2 separate regions of the Homo sapiens genome follow, and region 1 is linked to region 2. A link is an interaction called in ENCODE POLR2A ChIA-PET data of the cell type or tissue named here. Cell type or tissue: OCI-LY7. All regions are shown on one strand. Region 1 has its middle 29 kb from the start of COX8C. Region 2 overlaps BTBD7 (BTB domain containing 7).

The links. Peaks named below come from ENCODE experiments on the same cell type or tissue, not always from the same donor. Only the 100,000 strongest peaks of a DNase experiment are listed, where the experiment ranks them.
Region 1: POLR2A ChIA-PET joins it to region 2 with 6 read pairs; 3 of 35 experiments call an interaction of 5 or more read pairs at or near these places.

Annotation. Positions count from the first base shown.
Region 1 is chr14:93,373,898-93,377,897 of GRCh38, forward strand. It overlaps a transcript of UNC79 not described here. Among named protein-coding and RNA genes, the nearest start is that of COX8C, 29 kb to the left of the region's middle. In OCI-LY7, no CTCF peak of the experiment used is centred here; a DNase peak (open chromatin) is centred at 2,064.
Region 2 is chr14:93,234,562-93,238,561 of GRCh38, forward strand. BTBD7 (BTB domain containing 7) reads right to left here. Exons shown (of 11, transcript NM_001002860.4): 11 at 2,989-4,000. Among named protein-coding and RNA genes, the nearest start is that of UBR7, 29 kb to the left of the region's middle. In OCI-LY7, no CTCF peak of the experiment used is centred here; no DNase peak of the experiment used is centred here.

The DNA.
Region 1 (4,000 bases), 140 kb after region 2:
CATCATACACTATGACTAAGTGGGATTTATCCCAGGTATGCCTTAGTTGCATCCACATGGTGCTAATTCTGCAGGCTTGAAAAAATCAAAAGCGGTGGAGGCTTGGCAACCTCCACCCAGATTTCAAAAGATGTCACTGAAAGCCTGGGGCCCCAAGCATAGACTTGTCACAGGTATGGTGCTACCACAGAGAGCCCCACTAGAGCAATGCTGAGCAGAAATGTGGGTCTGGGGCTGCGGCAGAAAGTTCCCACCAGGGTAATGCCTAAGTGGAACTGTGGAAGCAGGACCGCTTCCAGGACCCTGGAACTATGGAGTCACCGGCAACATGCAACATCCACCTGGGAAAGTTTCAGGCACTGGACTTCAATCCATACAAGCAGCTATGTGGGTTGCACCCAGCAAAGCCATAGGGGTAGAGTTACCTGAGGCATTGGGGGCTCAACCTTGCCCCAGTGTGTTCAGTAGGTAGAACATGGAGTCAAAAGCAATTATTCTTCAGCTTTAAGGTTTAATGTTTACCCTGCTGGGTTTCCGACTTGCTTGGGGCCTGATACTCTTTTCTTTGCCTACTTTTCTCTTTTGGAATGCAAATGTCTGTCTTATTCCTGTACCACCATTGTAGCGTTCTTTCTTTCTTTTTTAAAGTCACTTTTTTTGAGACAGGGCCTCACTTTGTCACTTAGGAAGGCGTACAATGGCATGATCATGGCTCACTGCAGTCTTGACCTCCTGGGCTCAAGCGATCCTCCCACCTCAGCCTCCTGAGTAGCTGGGATTACAGTTGAGTGCCACCACAACTGGCTAATTTTTAAAAAATATTATTTTTTATAGAGACAGGGTCTAACTACGTTATGCAAGCTGGTCTCAAACTCCTGGGTTCAAGTGATCCTTCTGCCTTGGCCTTCCAAAGTGATGGGATTACGGGTGTGAGCCACCATACTCGGCCTCCATTGTATCTTGAAAGTAGAAAAGTTGCTTTAATTTCACATGCTCACAGATGAGACTTTGGACTTTGGAGTTTTGAGTTGGTGTTGGAGTTAAAGCTTTGGGGCTATGGAGAAGGAATGAATGTATTTGTATATGAAAAGGACATGAGTTTTGGGGGGTCAGGGGTGGAATGCTATGACTTAGATATTTTTTCCCTCCAAAACTCATGTTGCAATTTAATTCCCATTGTGGGAATATTGAGAAGTGAGTCCTTTAAGAGATGGTTGAGGCTGGGTGCAGTGGCTGACACTTTGGGATGCTAAGGCAGGAGGATCAGTTGAGTCCAGGAGTTAAATACCAGCCTGGGCAACATTGCAAAACCCTGTCTCTACAAAGAATACAAAAATTAGCGGGTCATGGTGGTGGTGCCTGTAGTCCCAGCTACTCAGGAGGCTGAGGTAGGAGGATCACCTGAGCCCAAGAGGTCAAGGCTGCAGTGAGCTGTGATTGCACTGCTGCACTCCAGCCTGAGTGACAGAGTAAGACCCTGTCTCAAAAACAAATTTAAAAAGGTGATTGAGTCATTGGGCTTCTGCCTTCATGTATGGATTAATCCACCCATGGATTAGTAGATTAATGGGTTAATGGATTAATAGGTGTATTAGTCCATTCTCACATTGCTGTAAAGAAATACCTGAGACTGGGTAATTTATAAAGAAAAGAGGTTTAATTGGCTCACAGTTCTGCAGGCTGTACAGGAAGCAAAGTGGCTTCTGCTTCTGGGGAGGCCTCAGGAAACTTCCAGTCATGGTGGAAGGCAAAGGGGGAGCAAGACATCTCATATGGTGGGAGCAGGAGCAAGAGAGAGTGGGGAGGTGCTGCATACTTCTAAATGACCAGATGTCATGAGAGCTCTATCACGGGAACAGCACCAAGGGGATGGCACTAAACCATTCATGACGGATTACCCCCATGATCCAATCATCTCCCACCAGGCACCACCTTCAACATTGGGGATTACAATTTGACATGAGATTTGGGCGGGAATACAGATCAAACCATATCAATGAGTCATCGGGAGTGGGACTGGTGGCCTTATAAAAAGAGGAAGCGAGACCTGAGCTAGCATGTTAGGCCCTTCACCACGTGATTCCCTGTGCCACCTTGGGACTCTGCAGAAAGTCCCCACCAGCAAGAAGGCTCTCACCAGTTGTGACCTTTTGACCTGGGGCTTCTCAGCCTCCATAACTGTAAGAAATAAATTTCTTTTCTTATAAATTAGCCAGTTTGAGGTATTCTGTTAATAAGCAATAGAAAATGGACTAAGACATGAATTATAACAAGGTGTTTAAGTTTCTAAGTTTTAGGCTAGTTTGTTATGCAACAATAGATAACCAGAGGCACTTAATATGTATTGATAGAAAAGAGTGTTGAGGGAACTAGAGAGATTTTGGGGAAGAACAGAACTATCTTATAGAGATTTAAATTTTTTCAAATGCTGTGTGGTGATATAAAATCTTTCTCTAATCTTTCCTTACAGTCTTCAGGAAAATGAGCATTATTTACTAATGCGTTCCAGGGTAGAATAGAACTGGTGGTCTTCTAAAGAAGAAAAAAAAATCACAGGGGCAAACCGTATATTTATATGTATCTATATCCTATACACATATACACATATAGCTATGTGTGTGTGTATGTGTTATATTGCTAAAACTTTAGACAGTTGGAATTTAAGAGTTTATTTGAGCAAAGAACAGTTCATGAATTGAGCAGCACTTGGAACCAGAAGAGGTTCAGAGAGCTCCAACCAGCAGCATGAGCAGTTAGCTATTATAGAAAGCAGAGAAATCATCTGGTTGGCTCCAGCTAGGTTTTTGCCTTGTTTGGGTATAGTGTGATAAATTCGGTTTTTGTGATTGGCTGAATCTCAGCTATTTGTTACAAAAAATATACTCCTAGGTTGGAATTCAGTTTGTTTGTATACAAAGTTAGGTTGCCTCAGGTCAATCAATGGCTTTTTGCTTAATTTAATTATATATAAAAATATATAAAATATATAAAATATATATTATATGTTATATATATTATAGCTTTCTCTCATGCACTCACCTATGTACATATATGCAAGGATGCAAATGACAAGAGTTCTCCTTTTCCCTTTGAGGGATCAGTGAAGGAGTAGACAGACTTCACTGACTGCATTTAGCTGCACCCGAAGCAGTGCAGTTTGCAAGATTCAAGAAAGAAGTGCAATGAGAATAGTTGTTTCTTTTTTTTTTTTTTTTTTTTGAGATGGAGTCTCGCTCTGTCACCCAGGCTGGAGTGCAGTGGCGCTATCTGCAATCTCCACTTCCCAGGTTCACGCCATTCTCCTGCCTCAGCCTCCCGAGTAGCTGGGACTACAGGCGCCCGCCACCATGCCTGGCTAATTTTTGTTTTTGCATTTTTAGTAGAGATGGGGTTTCACCATGTTAGCCAGGATGGTCTTGATCTCCTAACCTCGTGATCCACCCGCCTCGGCCTCCCAAAGTGCTGGGATTACAGGTGTGAGCCACTGTGCCTGGCCGAGAATAGTTGTTTCTTAAAGAAAACGGTGATGTACTGAGGGTTGAGGGCTTCAAAAGAGCAACCACAAGGGGAAGAGGAAAAGTATAGGAGAGAAGGCAAGAGTTGGAAAATAAAATAGTGATTACCGGGATACAATCTGAAGGCTCAACCAGTGAGGTCTTGCAAATGTTGTGTTATATAAAGGGGAGAATGAACTATAAAGGAGCACAACTCTCAATCTCTCAAACTCTACATTTAGGACACATTTTGAAATCCTATAACGGAACTGCTTATAGCTGTAGTGGAATCCAATGTATATTGGGTGGGATAACAGCCAATGTGGTTTTGGAAAGGGGTAATCTACTCATAATCCTACCACCCATCTTGTCCCAATAAAATATTATTGCACGAAGATGTGTATTGACCATCAGAATGCTCCCACTGCAGTATGAAAGACCACCAGAACAATTCCCCTAATTCTTACCCACTCCCAGCAGAGAATTACATACAGCTTTCATAGCAG
Region 2 (4,000 bases):
CTCCAAGTGGGAGCATATGGATGCATTATTTTGTATACTGCTTCTTTCACTTCATTTATTCTAAAGATCACATTCCCTCTTTTCTCAAGTTGTCCCAGCCTGGTCTTCTGTGCAGCACACTGCTGGTTTTCTTTCTGTCTGCTAGGCTGCCCTTGGCCAGCAACTCCCTCCAGCTGGCTTGGAAAGGTTGGAGTCCCCCAAGTTCATCATCCAGGCCCTCTTTCATCTTCCTTTAAACCTTTCCCCTAATCACACCATCTACTCCTAAGGCTGTAAGTGCCACCCATATATGTGGACAACCCCCACACAGCCTCCAGCTAGAATCCTTTCCTCTGACTCCCAGCTGACACCTAGTTGCCACCTAGTAGTTGGCTGCCTGGCAATCATTCCCGCGTCAACATGACCAACACTAACGCCATCTTCCCCCCAGAGCTGGCTCCCCCTCCTTTCCCACACTGAGCAAGCACCTAGTCACGCAGACACGGCACCGTCAGCAGATTCCGAATCTGTTCTCTTTGTTGGCTGCTTGCAGCTCTCCCCTGGACGGCTACGGCAGCCTCCCGTCTGGACCTCTCAATCTACTCCTGCTTCTTTTCAACCACTTCCCATGCAATAGCCAGAGTGATTTGGAACATGCAAATCTGGTGAACCACCCCAGCCCTAGTAGCTTTTGAGTTGCCATTATAGCCAACTTCAGAAGCCTCACCCTGCCCTAGGAGGGTCCCACACCCCCTCTCACTCCCCTGAGCTCTGTCCAGGCTTGGTCTCTCCATGGAGCCCTCCCTCCCCACTCCTCACCCTGTTGCTCGTCTCTTCCTTCACCTGCACCTTCAAGGTCACTCCCACACAAAGCCTTCCCACCCCTGGGACCAGTTAGACATCGAGCCTTACCTGTGTAGTTCTTCAATGTCTTTTCTTCTTGGAAACTCAAACAGTTTTTGAGTGGGACTGTGACTGTTTTGTTCATGACTCTGCTGTCTCAGCATCTAGCAATGTTCGGAAAAACGGACTGGATGAACAACTGATTGCCATCCTTGAACCTGCTTCCACCTGTTGCACATTAGAGTCCCCCCCACCCCGCCCGGACCACCGGACTTCCTGATGCGCAGAACAACACAACGGCTGAGGACTGGGGTTCTGGAGCCAGGCTACCTGGGTTTGAGCCCAAGTTCTGCCAACTTTCTAGCTGTGTGACCTTGGACAAGGTGCTCAGTATCTCCGGGCTTTTCTCTTTTGTAAAATGGCACAAATAATAGTACTTAATTCACAGAGGATCAAAGGAAGGAGTTCCTAACTCAATGAGGGATTAGAAAAGATTACATTGTTTAGTGTTAGTGCTGCTTCCAGCATTTCTCCTCCTGTTTTCATTCCTGGTCCATTTCAAGCTGGTCTTCCCCTTAGCTGTGATAACTGCCCTGTATTTTTTGTTTGTTTTGAGATGGAGTCTCACTCTGTTGCCAGGCTGGAGTGCAATGGCATGATCTCGGCTCACTGCACCCTCCGCCTCCCAGGTGCAAGCGATTCTCCTGCCTCAGCCTCCCGAGTAGCTGGGACTACAGGCACGCACCACCACGCCCACCTGATTTTTCTATTTTTAGTAGAGATGGGGTTTCACCATGTTGGTCTCAATCTCCTGACCTCATGATCCACCTGCCTCAGCCTCCCAAAGTGCTGGGATTACAGGCTCGAACCACCGCACCTGGCCTTGTTTTGTTTTTAGGACAAAAGTCATTTCCAGCTAGAGGTGAGTTTCTGAGACTGGGGTTCCTGTCTGTTTGGTCTGCTGCTCCATATTCCCAGACTCCGGGAGGAGTGGACTCAAGAAATATTCCCTAATGGATTGAGGAGAGGTAAAGCCTAAAGTGGCTTGGGAAGCTAGCCCGAGTTCATTTTTCCAGGAATAATCCACAAGTACAGAAATGAATGTTGATTTATTCAATTTTCTTGTTTAGATTTAAGAAGCTCACCCACAGAAACCTTAGATTTTATTTTATCTTTATACCCTTCTGTTAAACCTAAGATGGTTACAAACTATAAAGCAATAACTTGTTAGTAAGGCATGAAGAGTGAGATGCTAGGACAGAATTTGGCACTGAAATGATAAAAAACATTTTAAAGAGCTCGCTGGTTGCAGTGGCTCATGCCTATAATCCTAACATTTAGGGAGGCTGAGGTGGGAGCATCACTTGAGCCCAGGAGTTTGAGACCATCCTAGGTAACGTAGTGAGACCCCCTCCTCTGTCTCTACAAAAAATTTTAAAAATGAGCCAGGCATAGTGGTGTAACACTGACTGTAGCCCCAGCTACTCGGGAGGCTGAGGTGGGAGGATCATTTGAGCCTGGAAATTGAGGCTGTAGTGAGCTGTGATCACACCACTGCACTCCAGCCTGGGTGACAGAGCAAGACATTGTCTGAAAAATAAAAAACAAAATAAGAGCTCTTTTGTAGCAATTTTAAAAAATGGAAATTAGAAAACTTTCCATTTTGCGTTTTTTTTTTTTTTTTCCAGAATCCTAGACTCTAGACCATGATCTCATTTCCTTTTGAAATTGAAAATATTACTGAGCCTGGGTGTGAAAGCAAAGGCAAAGCTCAGAATCTAGGCCAGGTCTCTGACCCTCGAAGGGCCCTGAAGAGCAGGACACATCCAGGTGCCTGGTTCACGTGGGTGCCATGCTGAGCTTCCTGCAATCCTGAAGACCCCTGTGAGAGGAACTTTCCGCTCAAATTTGTAAAATAAAATTTCTCAGAAATGTCTCAATGAAATAATAGAAAATAATGAACTTGATGATTCAGAATAAAATGTGTGATTTCCGAGAAAACGATGATGATGATGATGATAAAATGCCTCTGAATGATTGAAATCCTAGAAACAGAGAAAATCAACCTAGAAAACCTCCCAATTCTACCCTCCAGGGGTGCAATGACTTCTATAATTGAAGACTGTATGCTCCACTGCTAAAACAGACTGTATCCAACTCAGCAGATTCTATACAAGCCATTTATTTGAAATGCCAACTATATGTAGGATAAAGTCAGTGTTACATGCTTATCAGTAACAGTAGAAAAATAGAAGCAGTGAAAACCTCTGTACAACTGTAATGGTACTCAAAAGAGAAATGTATCGTTTTACAATGCTTCACACAGACGAATTCAAGTTTGGAGGTACCTAAATAAAAATACTATATATTTCTTTAAAAATCACTATGTACAATTGAAGCGTAAACAAGTTTTACAAAGTACTGGTTATGCAGGTTGTAGAAAACACTTGCATAGGACATGAAATCAGTTTAAGAAAAATTTCTGAGCCTTTAGCATTGAAGGCACTTGACTTTATACCAGTAACAGCACAACCACAAGAAACGCAGTGTTGTAGATGATTTTCCACCTCTCTGAAGTACAGATGTGGTGCATACACAGCAAGGAGAGTTCAGGAACCTTTATCTCTCAGCCACCCCATCGAAGAGCAGGACTTGGTACCGCCTGCCCATGTAACCCAGATACAGTTACATGTAGGTACAGATGATGAAGCTTCCAGAGCTTATCTGATCTCTTAGACAGAACTCACATAAACACACAAATACAAGAGGTTATTTTCAAGACACACACTTGCAAGTAATCTTTCTATAGAAATGGCCACAGCATTATAATATTCAAAATATGGAAGATTGACAGTCTGAGGATTTTCTAGAGGAAAAAAAAATCAAAGGACTTGCCAAAAGGATAACTACATAACAGATATGACAATCTACAGGACAAAAAGACAACATGTCACCAAATATTGTTCATACAACAGCGTTAATGGAAAACAGTAAAACACCTTTTAGCAGTGTGCATGTTAAGTCTTTTAGTAAGATTATCTGTAATGAGGTTTGAAAGTAAATCACTTAGTAGACAAAGTAAACCACCACAGAACCAGGAATAGCACCCATCACTGCTGCTTTGTCACTCCAGAAAGCTGAAAGTCAACCGAACAATGAAAAAAAGTCAAAGAAGCAT